Linked DNA regions of Homo sapiens: regions 1 and 2 are each linked to region 3. Evidence: chromatin contacts called from ENCODE Hi-C or POLR2A ChIA-PET data. All regions are on one chromosome and are shown on one strand. The core of a region is the stretch at or near the end of the contact, and the rest is flanking DNA. Distances in the headings are between cores, read along the strand shown. Region 1 overlaps SRBD1 (S1 RNA binding domain 1). Region 2 overlaps SRBD1 (S1 RNA binding domain 1). Region 3 has its middle 85 kb from the start of LINC01121.

The links. Hi-C counts contacts between places; a loop is a spot of excess contacts on that map. ChIA-PET counts read pairs that join two places held with the same protein, here RNA polymerase II (POLR2A). Pooled maps may share reads with other maps.
Region 1: a loop to region 3 is called in a map of PC-3, with 3 times the contacts of the local background. The contact joins two enhancer-like sites. A Hi-C loop is called at or near these places in 3 of 168 maps with a recorded cell type or tissue (PC-3, chondrocyte and prostate gland) and 3 of 50 pooled maps. POLR2A ChIA-PET finds 5 or more read pairs at or near these places in 3 of 52 experiments (AG04449, activated CD8-positive, alpha-beta T cell and activated naive CD4-positive, alpha-beta T cell).
Region 2: a map of gastrocnemius medialis shows a loop between it and region 3 (2.3-fold over the local background). The contact joins two enhancer-like sites. A Hi-C loop is called at or near these places in 3 of 168 maps with a recorded cell type or tissue (cardiac septum and gastrocnemius medialis) and 1 of 50 pooled maps. POLR2A ChIA-PET finds 5 or more read pairs at or near these places in 2 of 52 experiments (PC-9 and activated CD8-positive, alpha-beta memory T cell).

The regions. Positions count from the first base shown.
Region 1 is chr2:45,438,131-45,442,666 of GRCh38, reverse strand. The region is part of intron 16 of SRBD1 (S1 RNA binding domain 1); the gene reads left to right. Among named protein-coding and RNA genes, the nearest start is that of SRBD1, 170 kb to the left of the region's middle. Within about 2 kb of position 2,351, at least 2 of the 41 ENCODE cell types and tissues checked have a DNase peak (open chromatin) inside an H3K27ac peak, as active enhancers do; they include PC-3, where a contact is called at or near this core.
Region 2 is chr2:45,466,296-45,471,318 of GRCh38, reverse strand. The region is part of intron 16 of SRBD1 (S1 RNA binding domain 1); the gene reads left to right. Among named protein-coding and RNA genes, the nearest start is that of SRBD1, 140 kb to the left of the region's middle. RefSeq lists an enhancer at 4,841-5,023. Within about 2 kb of position 1,383, at least 7 of the 41 ENCODE cell types and tissues checked have a DNase peak (open chromatin) inside an H3K27ac peak, as active enhancers do; they include PC-9, where a contact is called at or near this core.
Region 3 is chr2:45,166,998-45,172,001 of GRCh38, reverse strand. No RefSeq gene overlaps it. Among named protein-coding and RNA genes, the nearest start is that of LINC01121, 85 kb to the left of the region's middle. RefSeq lists enhancers at 915-1,544, 2,410-2,910. Within about 2 kb of position 2,646, at least 8 of the 41 ENCODE cell types and tissues checked have a DNase peak (open chromatin) inside an H3K27ac peak, as active enhancers do; they include PC-3 and PC-9, where a contact is called at or near this core.

The sequences.
Region 1 (4,536 bases), core at 1,102-3,601, 270 kb before region 3:
AGATGAATTATCTGAGTCCTGATCTTGCTCATATAGCTGTTTCTTTAAGGACCAACATTTGGTTCCTATACCGTAGGATTCTCTCCCTGGTAAAGAGGAGTTAGTAATATCCATATCTCTTTTCTAAATTCCAGAATTCTTCAATTTGTATTTTCTTTAACTCTGTGACCTAGCCGTTGTCCACGGCACAGTTAGTCTGTGGGTCAAATGGGTGTGGTTTCACCTAATTCTCCCAGAACGGGAGATATTGCAGGAAAATGAGTCCTACTACAATGAACATTAAAGAAAAGATTATGTCTAAAGGCAACATTTTCATATAAGTTTTTTCCCATATCTATTAATTGCATCAAGGTATGTGTCTGTACCAACGTATGCTGTTGGACCTTTCTGTTAGAGGTGCTTAATTGGTTTCTGACCATGTCAGTTATAAGATAGAGAATCTGTCTGTGGTAAATGACATCCCATAAATGAGTTTCATAAGGCTTGACCTGGGAGCTGACATGTCAGGACTTCCTAGTGTGTCTTTGCATACCGGTTCTAAATCTCCCAGCTTCTTTGGTATCTTTTTATTGTATGACAAGATGCTGTACTTTAGTTCATGTTTGAAGCGACAGAAGCTTAAGTTTTGAGTTCCCAGGAAAAGAAAGACTTAAACATTTCCAATTAAAGCATCAGAGATTAGTCTGACTAGGGTGTGAGTTAACAGGAACTCTTTATTGACCTAAAAACCTACCCAGAAAGTATTGGCATGAGAATTTGGCAGCTTGGAGTGGGAGGGCCTATGGCTATGGTCAGTCTTAACATGTTAGGACATCTTAAATTTCACTTTAAAATTTCTGAGTTTGCTGTTGATTGATGCCTGCTAAGAAAGCGTTTCTATAATAGGAATTGAGATTGTGCTGCTGTAATGCCCTCAAGCAATGCCACGTCACCAGTATCTCCTCCTATTTTAGGGCAATTCTTTTTCTTAAACCAAATTCCCAGCTTCAGCAAGAAGAATCCAAAAGCCGAACTGTTAGAAATTTGTCCCTGGTTTTTCCTTCCTTTACCCAATTTATTGAGTAGCTACTATGTACTAAGAAGCATGGTGTTAAGAAGTGGGAATACAAAGAAAAGTCTAAATGGCCAGCAAATGAACAAAGAGATCTTCAACTAAACCAGTACTTAAGGAAATAAAATTAAAGCAGCAGTTAGAGTGAGTACGTACTATGTACCAGGATACAATAACAAATCATATTTATTTACTTACACACATACACACCTGTGTGCATCAGGTGATAATAAATACTATGGATAAAATAGGAAATGGGGATAGGAACAGTATGGGAGGCAGAGTTTTGCAGCCTGGTCTTCACTGCCACCAGTGCATGAGGCTAGGTGTGGAGGATCATTGCAGATCACATGGAGTGCCTGGGCTCTGTCGCCATGGTTATGTAGAGATGGGACATGGAAGCGAAAGGAAACCTTTCCTTTCCATATTAACTCTCTGACTCCACATTAATGTGGATCCTGTCCTGGCAGTGTCAGCCTCAGGTCTAATTTGAAAGGTTTACTGTCTATAATAATAATGGGCTGGAAGCCAGTTCACATCTGACTACATGTGTGGCCACATACATGTATGTGTATTTGGGAAGAGAAAATGTATCTTTAGAACTTACTACTGGAAACATTAGGAAAGAGCCTTTTTTCTACATGTGGAGAAGAAAAGCCTTTTTTTATTATTATGCGTTAATACTCTTTTTTTCTCCAACCTCTGTCTCCTCAAACAGACAAATAATTTAAACATGGCTGTCAAAATTTCTGAACACCAGGAGGATGCCTCCCTGCCTTCCCTCCCTCCTTCCCTCTATTTCTGTCTCTCTCTTTCTGTCTCTCTCACACAGAACCATAGTTTCAGATCAGATTTTCTACACACTGTTTTAATTTATTAGAAGGGAAAAATTCTTTCTTATGGCTAAAAGTTTGCACTCTTGATTTTTCTAAAGTCCACTTTTATGACTAAGCTATAAATCTCTAAAAATAGAGATTTACAGTGGAAATGTCAACTCCTTTGTATTATGTCAGGTCAAAATGTGTAGCTAATTGGTGTGCATTTGTTCATGCATATGTCATGAGCCAGAACTATGTTTTAGCCCAGTGACCACACATGGGGGCAGATAGGTGTGGTCCAGTTCAGATATACTAATGTTTTCTTTGTTTATGGTAAATTAGAATAGTGCAAGGTACTGGTTTGGAAAAATATGTGGGCAAGGCAGACATTTAGGATTTATGAACCTTTACTTAGCCAGTATTGCCCTATCATTCGTCCACCATATCGACCTGTATCCACTAGGGGACATAAGAACACCTACTGGAGGAAAGAATGAAAGTTTGTCTGCATTAAAATTTAAACACAGGACTCTTAGATAACATACAAAAAGACTCATTTTTTTAGTTTCATGATTCATAAAGAAGTTATATATTTTGTTTAAATTTTAATCATCACCAGAAACTTTTAAAGGCAGGATCAGTATCTTAACGTCTATTTATGGAATGAGAACCAAACAAGCAGCTAACTAGCAAGCTTGTGTCATTAACTGACTACCTATGTGGTCTACAGAAGCTATGCTGAGAATGATTCTGGCTTTACAAAATACTTTATATAGAAAAGGATTACCTTTTAGAGTCAGGAGGTGAGACATCTGGGGAGGACATCTGCTATCAGATTGCAGTGGACAAAAACCAGAAGTGTTCTATATTTTGCACCCCGGCCACTAGCTATGAAACCCGAGAGACAGATGTTAAGGGCACTGCTGTTGTCTTCTAAACTGATTATCTGGCCTACCAGGTTAGAAACTTAGGTTGTATTTTTTACTTATGGTTCTTTTTTTTTTTCGGTATGATCTACCTGCAGAAAAAAATGCAAAGATTTTAAGTGATACAGTCTTTATAGACAATTTTTGCTTTTTAGTTGGAGTTTTTACTAACATTTAATATAAGTATTAATATAACTGAATTAAGGTCTACAGTTTTGCTGTTTGCTTTGTTTGTCCCATCTGCTTTTTGATCATTTCTTGTTCCTTTTCTGCCTTATTTTGGCAGAAAATCAAATCATTTTTAGTTTTTCATTTTAATTCTGTTGACTTTTCAGCTATACTTCTTTGCATTTTTTTTAAAGTGGTTACTCTAGGGATTATAATACACAGTCATATCTTCTCAGTCAACAGTGGTTAATATTTTACCACCTCACCTCCTTCTTTGTGCTATATATATATGCATATATATATATATGCATTCATCAATTGTTTTATATATATATATATATATGTCCTAGAATACCATGTTTTACTTTTTGCTTTCTGGTTTTATGTCTTTTAAGTAAAATTAGAATAAACACGCACAATTTTATATTTACCCATATATTTTCCAGCTGGTGTCAATTTCCTTTAGTCTGCAAAATTCCCTTTAAAATTTTTTTGTAGTGTAGGTCTGCTGGCAATGAGATCTCATTTATCTAAAAATCCCTTTTCCGTTATCTTTAAAGATATAGAATTTGAGGTTGACAAGTGGTTGTGGTGTGTGTATGTGTGTGTGCAGCACTTTAAAGATACCGTTTCATTGTCTCCTGGCCTCTGTTGTTTCTGATAAAAAGTTAACCATTACTCATATTGTTGTTCCTCCATATATAACATGTACATTCTCTCTGGCTACTTTGACAATTTTCCCTTTATCTTTGTTTTCCAGCAGTTTGACCATAAAGTTTCTAGGTATAGTTTTCTTTGTTTTTGTCCTTCTTAGGGTTCACTGAGCTTCTTGCATCTTTACATTATGTTATGTTTTTGAAAAAATTGGGGAAAGTTTTGTTACTACTTCAAATATTTATCTGCCCTATTCTCTCTTTCCCTCTCAGGACTCCAGTTACATATAGTTGTGCATTGTGATCTTGTCCCACAGTTCATTAAGGTTCTTTTATACCCCCCATCCTCGCCTCTCCTTCTTTTTTTATTTCTGGTCTTCAGATAGGATAATTTCTGCATATCTCTCTTCGTGTTCACTGATTTATTTATTTTTCTACTCCAATCTGCTGTTAAGCCCATTCAATAATTTTATTTCAGATGCTGTATTTCTTTATTCTTTGTTTATTAAAGCTTTAATTCCTTTACTGCTGTTTACCATCTATTCATTGATTTGGGACCATATTTGCCTTTAAGTCCTGGAGCCACTTTAAAGTTCTTGTCTGCTGTTTCCAACATCTGGGTCATCCTAGTTTGGTTTCTGCTGGATAAGTTGACCCATTATTCTGTTATTGGTCACATGTGCCTGCATTTTTGTATGTCTAGCTAGTTTTATTACATGGTGGATATTGTGGATGCTCTGTGTTGTTGAAAATACAAATTTTGTTGTCTTCCTTTAAAGAGTATTGAATTTTCTTCTGGTAATCAGATAATTAACTCTCAGATCAGACTATCAGATCAGAATGAATCATATAGGGATTTTTTTCAAGACTTATTTTTAAAGCAGTTTTAGGTTCGCAACAGAGCAAAAACTACAGAGAGT
Region 2 (5,023 bases), core at 134-2,633, 300 kb before region 3:
TAGAATAAAAACAATTTGTGTTTTAAAAATGTAGGCATGTGTTTACATTGAAGAAAAAAAACTAAGCAGGTGACTGATACTTGTTGATGTGATTTTTTTTCACTTTTTGATTTTCAAACTCCCTATAGTGAATATGTATTAGGAAAAATTTGTTGTAAAATGTATAGCCATTAATAGATTTCCCTTACAATCAGAGTGGGACTGAATTTATTTTTAGTCTGGACTTCTAAGTGCTTTCAGTATAAACTTAATACTTATTTTCATTTTGATTTAAGATATGAGTAGATGGACAAACATTGCTGTTTAAAAAATGAAAGCTGTTCAAAGAGAGAATGTTAAATAGATGAAATAATAGAAGCTATAATATTATTTCAATAGAAACTAAAATACTTTTGGTTTAATAACAGCTAAAATGCTAAAGGCAGCGTTCCAATCCTTGTCTTAGGAGATGGGGAGAGGTGATTTTAAAAACACATGCCTGTCATTATTTCTGGAGAGAGAGGCAGCCAGTGTGGTCAAATGACAACATATCCCTAACTGACCCCTAAAGACTTTGCTGGAAAGTGACTTGATGTTACTCCCAAGAAAACACTCCAGAGTGAGAGCAGGATGATGCAGGTTTGGCTCTGTTGAGTTCACTGGGACGTGGGGAATGGTGGTTTAGCTTGGCCTTGTCATATCCTGAAAGCTCAACTTAAATACATTGGATTTACTTGATAATTTTTTCTTCTTTGGACTGTGTTTTCGGTACTTTCATGCTCATTAACACCTCCATTTGGTAATGAACACACACAGTAAAGTAGGAAAGACTCAGAACAGTGCTCTTTCCTCCTTTGTGCCTCTCTGTTAGATCATTTGGTGATGATAGAGAATGAAATGGTTGGCCAAAATAAGTTTTTGGAACTGTTATTGGATTCTATATCCAGGCCATCTTTATTCTTCATTATTGTGGATAATGAATAATTACTGTAAAAGGAAAATCATCTTCCCAGCGGAAATTTTTCACAGTAAAACCTCAAAGGTGGGAATTTGCATTTTCTTTCATTCCTGCTCTGTGGAATCAATTCTATGTAAAAACAAATCAAAAAAATAAAAAACAAACTGTTTTATAGTCAACATGTAGAGATTATTAAATGGAGTTTTAGTTTAGGTCTAAATAAAGTAAGGTTTCTTGCCTGTTCTACAGTGTTTGCTCAAATCTTTTAAAACATTTTAATTCCTTAATTATCATAGTAAAGTGGGATACAGAAAAGAGTCTGTCCCATGCCCGGTCACCTAGGTGACTTTTGTTTGGATTTTTGCCCCATACACAAAAGCAGTATTTTGAAATAGAGAAAACACAAAGGTGAAACAGAGGAAATTGTTCTAAAACTGAGACATTATTTACACAGGTGAATTCTCTGCCAAAATGGTTTTGCAATGTTGTCCCTTGACTCTAAGGCCCAGGATATGGGCTGTACTGAATCTTTGCTTTACAGGGTATTATGAGTGAAATTCAGACTTAGCCTTGCAATTCAGATATTTCATTCACTTGTGACAAAGCAGAGACCTAACTGAAGGAAAACAAGTAATTGACCTTGACTAGGTGTATGAACCCAACTCATGTGTTAGAATTTGCTATTTATTCCTTAAATTTCAAGTTTTAAAATTTCTTTTCTGGGTATTTTTCCCTTCAGGATGAATTATGCTTCCTATGTTGAAATACTAGCTTTAGTTTTCTCAAGTTCCTGGAAATCACCAACAATGTAATAAGCCATGTATACACACACATAACCTAGTGTAACACCATTACTTATCTTTAAAAGAAATGTGAAATGATAGCATGATTTGAAGAACCTTTTACCAATAATGCCTTAAATTAAAATGACATATCTAATTTCCTTTATCTTTTGTTTGCTTACTCTGTGTATGTCATTGACCTTGGCAGTGAAACTAGATCCATTTCAGTTTCAAGTTCACCTTCTAGTTTTCGTGTTAGCACAGAAATCACTGTTACAGTTTCTAAAACTTTAAGTTACTTTCAGTGTTTAAAACTAATAATTATATGATCATTTAAAAAATTATATATAACATTAAAAATACTATCATGAAAGAAAAGATTAGTAAATTCTACTGCATTAGAATCTAAAACATCTCTCAGTCAGAAAACAATATATAGACCATCCATAGACAGGGAGAAGGTATTATATTTACAACACATAAACTATAAATGATACAGAATATGTAAAGGTCTCTTGCAAATCAAGACATGAAAAGACAATTCCAGAGAAAAACAGGCAAAGGCTATGAACAGGCAGTTCACAGAAGAGGAGATACAAAAGAATAATAAAGCTATGAAAAAATTTCTCTCTCTTACCATGAATGGAGGAAATGCATGCTAAAGCCATAAACCCTTCAGGCTGTCAAAAATTAGTCTGATAATTCAGATGTTAGCAAGCATGTGGAACACTTGGAATCTTGTACATTATTTATAGCAGTATAAATTGGTACCACCACTTTGGAGAGCACTGGAAGTTAACAGAGCTGGAGATGAGAATTCTCTTCAACTCAGCAATTCTGTTGCAGAATGTATATAGCCTAGAAAAATTCTCTAAAATGAACCTAAGAAGACATGCACAATAAATTCATTGAGACTGGGCACGGTGGCTCACACCTGTAATCCCAACACTTTGGGAGGCCGAGGTAGGAGGATTGCTTGAGCCCAGGAGTTTGAGACAGCCTGAGTGACATAGTGAGACGTCATCTCTACAAAAAAGTAAAACAATTAGCTGAGCATGGTGGTGCACACATGTAGTCCCAGCTACTGGGGAGGCTGAGGTGAAAGGATCACTTGGGCCCGGAAGATAAAGGCTGCATTGTGTTGTGATTATGCCACTGCACTCCAGCCAGGGCAACAGAGTGAGACCCTGTGTCAAAAAAAAAAAAAAAAAGTTCATTGAAGCAATATTTATAGTAGTGAAAATTTGGAAATACTGTGCTCATCATCTGGAAACTGGAAAGATACACTAGTAAAGTCAAGACTGTGAAAGAACAGATAGAGCAGTGAAAATGACTCAGAAATGCTAGATTAATATGGAGAAACCTCATAAGATGTAATGTTAAGCGAGAAAGTAAGTTGCAGAATATGTACAGTATTATAGGGCTGATATAAAATTTAAAAATATGAAATATATAGGATTTATGAATACCTATATATAGTAAGATTATAAAAATAAGCGCAGAATTTAAGATGATAGTTTGGATGGGGCATGGAACGAGAGAAAAATGGGAACTGGGAGAGGTACACCAGGAGTTTCAATCATATTTATAATATCTTATTTCTTAAACTGGTTGGTGTTGCTTATACTCTGTAACTTTTGTTAAATATTTCATAATTTTTTAACAAGATGCAGGAAAGCTTGGTCAAATGCTACAGATGCTTTAACTCGGGAACTTTGGCTTTCAGTTGGTTTTAGTGTCTTCCCTATATATTGATGAGTGTGTGTGTACATGTGTGTTTTACAATGAGAATTTACTTATAATCAGAAAAAGGTAAGCTATTTTCATTGTTAGTGAAAATTTAAATATACATTTCATATTATATGTTACCTTTCCCTTCATAATATTCTTAGAAATCTTTCTCAAGCCCCTAATGTTGCACGAAGTCAAATGCTTTGTAAGGCACAGTTTTGACACTATCTTAAAAAATATCTTATCTCATAAATGCAGGTTTTTCTTCTGTGAATTTTAGGAATTAAATAATTATTTTTCCCCCATGGTCATTTTAGACAGATGTGGCCTACGACAAACCTGTAGACTGCCAAATTTCTAGTGCTTATATACAGGGCAGAGTTGGGTAGAGCAGATGTTTAAGGAATTATGGTATCATATGTTACAGTAATGGTACTGTCATTTAACTAGCATTTATCGTATACTATTTTCTTTTCGCCACTACCTGCTTCCCTCACTCTTAAATTATTTAAATGAGAAACCTTAAGATTATGCAGGGGAGTTTTTAAAAATACCTAGGCTACATCTCCAGAGTTTGTAGTTTAATTGGTCTGGGGGTGGGCCCCACATGCCAACAAGCTTCTTAAAATTCACATGTAATTCAAATGTACAACCAGGGCGGAGAATCACTAGTTCTGAAAATACAGTCAGTAGACTAGCAGCATCAATATCATCTGACAATATGCTAGAAATGTGCATTCTTTCACTTGCTTCCCAGACCTGTAGGATCAGAAATTCAGGGGGATTGGACCCTGTAGTCTGTGTTTTATTGGCCTGGGTTTGAGAACCACTGGTCTCTAATGCTCCTCAAACTTGACTATGCATATAAAATCCCTTTGTTAAAGATGCAAACTCTGATTCAGTTAACCTGGAGTGAGCAATGACAGTCTGTGTTTCTAGGAAGCACTCAGGTGATAACTGTGCTGCTGGTCTGTTTTGATTAACAAGAGACCCTGCTGAAAGTCTCCTGGGCCCTCCCTCAGGCCTGTTGAATCAGAATCTGATTTTAACAAGATTTCTAGGTGTTTTGAATGCACATTGCAGTGTATGTAATGTAGGAGGAAAATTAGGACATGCCAGTATCTAAGGGTGAGAGTTTGAAGAAGCAAAAATCAGTATTGTGAAACACAACCAAGATGAAATAGGAACAGAACTGAAAATGTGTCTTTTGTGTTTAATTTTAAATGTTTCCTTTAAAGAAATTTTCCTTTAAAGTGAACGTACTCATTTAAAATATTGATGATTACCATAAAAATAATTTCACTGGAGTGGTGGAGGCAGAAGTCTGAAAGAATTAAATCCAGGACTGAATGAAGTGTAAGCATTTGAGAGACAAGTGTATACAAATGTTTAAGGAAGAGAGTTATTTAAGGAGGTCAGGATTTGAATGTGTTGAATGTCACTGGGAGGAGGGAGAAGTGGAGAGTGAGAAGTTGAATATGCTGAAGAGGGAGGCAGCTGGTTGCCTGAGGAGATGGCATCCACAGGATGCCTCCAGGAATAGCCTAAGGAAGAAAATGGAGAGGAGCTCCAG
Region 3 (5,004 bases), core at 1,397-3,896:
TAAAATAACTATGAAGAAATATCCCCAGAAATACTGAATGTGTGTCATTAAAAAGCACAATTTAGACTGTTGCTTAACAGCTGAAATGTTCACATACTGCAAATTCAGGTAACACTTGGACAGTTAAAAGCAATTATTCCGAAAAATAATTGCTTAGTAGTTTAAGAGAGTTTCATTCCAAGTGACTCTGAAAACATTTATTCCTTCCACACAAATGAGAATGCATGGTCAAGGTTCTAACGGGACTTGCAAGGAGACTTTTCAGACCTTTTCAAGAATCAGTTTTGAGAAATGCATTTAATGATGCAAAATAAAAATTAAGATTCCATCTGTTGGAGCCACCTTGAACACTTGTCAGAAGAACACAAGCAGAAAGGAGTATTTAAGCATTCTGTAACACGACCATTTGAAAAAAAAGTAAAATATTTTGTGTTGTTTTGAGAACTGCATTTTTCTTGTCCTCTCACATTAAGTGGCCTTGGATCTAAGGCTTGTTAGAAGACATGTTCAGAACCTGTTTCCTTGTATTAGAAGACACGGAAATCTGGCTCTCAACTGCCAACAGGCTTCGTGGGCATTGCTATGCCATGAGAATTCTAATATATTTTTCATTATTTCCACAAAGGCATATAGAGTGTGTACATTACACACAGCAGTATAATTGAGCTGAACTGGCCTGGTGCCGCGTTTTTGCTGACTCAGCACATGGTTTCTCTTTCCCAGATTACTAAAACAACTTTCCTCTGAGGTAAAAGCTCCGCAGAAAAGCAAAGGGGAATAGAAATACAGAGGGGCCTTATTTTCACCCTTAATTATACCAAGTCCAAAGGCAAATGCAAAATCAGATCGAACTTTTTGAGGCTTCAAAAATAAAAAAATGTCCCCCTTTGCTTCTCCTCCCAACCCCTGCGCCCGTGGGAGTCACAGTAAATTAGAACCCAGCTTGTTTTTCAGCGATGAATTTGCACCGGGCCTCTTGCGCTTGGGGTGGCGTCCTCGATGCGGATTGCCCGTGCCTTTTTTACGCTTTGTGTACGGTATTTTAAGCGAGGCAGGCCAACCTCGTTTTGTATGGACTTGCACCAGCAAACATTTAAGAGTTTCGCATCAAGGATACTGCATATCCCAGACACTGCGTACAAACTTTTAGGACTTGGGGTCACAGCACTTGTTCCCCTTCTCCGCCCGCTTCAGCGCTAGAGCCTGCAGAGATTTAGGGTCATGTGTGCGCGCCGGCCCACAACATACTACTAAGTGGCAATGGCCGGTTCCCAGACGCATCCAACATCCTTCAAGTTCGGTTTTCTGCTCCCTAACACACTCAGCCATTGGTGCAGCGGGAATCACTGGGCTCCGATTAGCACGCGGGACAGAGGCAGGCGGAATACTGTGAACCTCCGGTCTGCCCCCCTAAGCCCCTCATCTCCCCCATGACCCGCTAGCTAATCAGTGCAAATGCCGTAGGAGGCCAGGCCCGCAACTGGCATTCCAGAGAGCGCGGACCACCAGCCGAGCTTTAAATAAGTGCAGATGTGACAGGCAGGGGAGACCCAGGGAGGGCCGCCTCTCCCGCCCCGCACCTCCCTCCAGGCTCAGGCCGGTGCGCCGCAGGCAGCAGCCATGCACACAAGGCGCCCGCGGGCAGTAATGTTGCCCGGGACTGGGGCGCACACCAAGTGACTGCAAAGGGAACGGAGGCCCGCGAGTTCGAGGGCAGCGCTGGAATGGTGTGAGCCCCGTCACCCATCCCTTCCTTGGCCCTACGGCTTCTTCCTGAAGAGGCTGGGGGATAGCGGCCCATCCTCGCCTCCACCCGTCCGACCGTCGGGAAATCCCGAACCCGGCTGGCTGGAAAGCCGGGAAGGTCTGGCTCATCCGCCGCAAGGCCTAGCCCCACCGCCGACAGCCGGGAATCGCCCCCACCCCACACGGAAATGCACCTTTCCGGTTCCCAGCCCCGAGCTGGGAGCCGGGCGAGAGGGCGAGGTTGCAGGCGTCTCTGCCTGCGGGCGGCGGTGTGCGGTCCTGGGCGTGCGGGCCGCGGCGCGGGGACAGCTCAACTCCAGGACAGCGCCACGCGACCGCCACCGCGGGGTGGGGCCTGACCCGGGGCGAGAGACCGCCCTTGGAACCGCGACCCTCAGCCTCCGCTCTAGCCCGACTGCTGGCTCCGTATCTACAGGGCTGGTGGGAAAGCAGAGAGAAGGAGGAAACGGACCCTGGCGCGCCCCGGTGTTTCGTCTGCCCGGAGCTAGACTCCGACTGTCTTCACAACTACCATCCCCAACTACCCTACCTCGGGCGGCTCCACTCACTCCATACCGGCCCGGGTCTCCCAGCCCGCGCGGCCATTCTCGCCTACGGTCTCGCCCTCCAACCCGGGCTCAGCTTCGGGTCGGAGCAAACCCGCTTTCGCCCGTCCCCGCCCGTCTCCGCGGGTGCCATTCCGTTCGCCCAGAGGGTGGCGGGGTTCGGAGCTGCAGAACACTTGGCTGCTGCCCGCCGACCTCACCCCACCAGCCCCCCCGTCTCCCCGTCACCCCGGTTCCCCAGTCCGTGGCGCTTCCCTCCCTCCAGTCCGCGCGCCCGGCCGCCGCAGGAGCGGCTCCCCGCCTTAGCCCGCAGGCCGCGAGGTGCACGGCCCTCTCTACCGAGAAGCCTGACCGCCCCGGGCCTCCCCGTCGGCCTCCAGCGCCTACACCCGTTTCGGCGCCCACTCTTCGTTCTGCGCCCCTAGATGCCCATCGGCTGCGGGAGAGGCTCCCGGAAAGCTCGGTGGGGCCCCGCGCAGAGCCCGCCCGCCGGAGCCGCAATGCTGCCATGGTTTCCCCGCGCCACCAGCCAGGCAAGGCGCGGCGCGAAGGGCTCTGGGAGGAAGCCGTCGGCACCTGCGGGCACTGCACCCTCCACTCCCCGCCTGCCGTCCCCCGCCTGCCGTCCCCCGTCCGCAGCGCCCACAGCCACGTGCGCGGAGCGGAGCTGCTCCCGGCCGGGGGCAGCCCAGCCCCCGGCGCCTGAAGGGGCCGCCGCGCCCGCCCCGCACCTGCACCCTCCTCTCCCACTTGCCTTTCCATCTGCGCGCGGAAATGCCACGGGCTTAGAACAAACTTTTATTTTTTTTCAGCGACATTCACGAGAGAGACGAATAGGACACGGTCATCCGAGTGCCGAGGCGCGGAAGCGCGAACTGCCCGGAGCGACCTGGCTTGGCGCACAGACTCATTAACCAAGCCCGAGAGGAGGCAGCAATGCGTGTGCGGGAAAGGGAGCGGTTCTCAAAATACAAAGTGATAAAACAGCTTCCAGTTATATTGAAAAACGATGCAAACCCTCAATTCCTTTTTTTTTTTTTTGGACCTGGCCGGACCTGGAAATGCCGGTTATAAACAAGAATAAAAACTTGAATTTATTGGTGGAAGTCCTGTTAAAAGAGCTCAACACAAGCATATGAGACAAACTGCAAGGTGATGAGACGACCATGCTATACATTGAGGGGAGAGTCGAATGAATTTTTCTATTATTTTGTAAAGTGCAAAATTTAGCTAAACAAATTTAGCTAGTGCAAAATTTGCTGCAGGTTTCCCTACAGCAAACGATCTCAGATAATATGGTTACTTTCCTAATGTAAGAATTCTTGGTGATGTATCACCTAAAACAGCACTCACAAGATTTCTGATCATGTAACATAAACAGCAGGACATAACCAAGCTAAAGAGCTAAGTCTCCTTGTGTAAATACTTAATTCCATCATTCAAAAATAGTTGTTGGTTTGTATAGTAAATCTAAATCACCACAGGGCCAAACATAGCTGCCTTTTCATGAGTAGTATCTCAACTTTCCTCCAACCCCAAAGAAGACAAACTCAATGTCAGTATTTTGTTCTTTAGCGGGGAATAAATTGTTCTTTTCAGCCGCTTGAGGTGCTCCGGAATAAGATGTTCGAAGCGTTTCTGTAAGGATAGCCTGGCTGATGGTGCAGGTGTGGGCTGATTTAAATTACTCGCTTTTGTGTTTTTCCACAGGGTCAAATGTAGGCACTGATTTTAGGGAAGGCAGAGAAAGTAAGACTTCCTGAGTTAAAATGCCCATGTGCCCAGCCTCAGATAAAAAAGAGAATACAAACCTGACAAGGCATTAGCTGATGCATCAAATGATGTGCCTATCAGCATGCATGTCATCAATAAAAAAATTATTTAATATTTGCATTCAATTAGTCAAATGATTCCACCATTTTAAGAATTTTCACATATAAGAAATTAGTAAAATAATCAGTCAAATATTCTACACTCATTTAATGGTAAATTATCGAGCAGCAGTATCCTTATTTAATTTGTAGGTGTATTTAATAGGGAATTGGAGTGGTTAAAAATGGAGTGCAAGAATTTCAGTTAATTTTTCTAGACTAGTGGCAAATACTAACAAAATTACTCAAGCATTTTTTAAAAAAATCATTTTGGAACAAAAGACTAACTGTAGGAAACAAGATCAGAACAGACTTAAATTAACATCTGAAGACATTAAGGAACTGAGTATACGGTTTCTTAAATGACAAAAACTCTTAGTGGCCTTTTAAAATCTCTGCTAAAACACATAAAATGGGCTGCATTAAGATGGTTATTTTGTCTTAGGTAAGTAGAATTTCTTGTATACCATCATAAGAAACTAAAAGTGATGTTGGTTTTATTCCCTAAGTACCAGTAATTTAAATTCCCTGAATATAATTGATCTCATTATGTTGAATCATAGGACATAAAAGCTACTGGGGAATCTCTTTATATATAATTATGCAGATAAGTAGAAGTTTTTAAGTCACTAAAAACTAGACATATAAATTTTCTGAGTTGAAGGAGCGACTGTAAATCTATCTTATATAATTTTCTAGCCATCTTTTAGTATGAGATAAATTATAGCATATAAACATCCTTGGGATCAGTTTTATTATAAGGAAATTATTTTCTTTGCTGTCAGGGATGCCCATGAGGGCAAATTTTTATTATATTATTG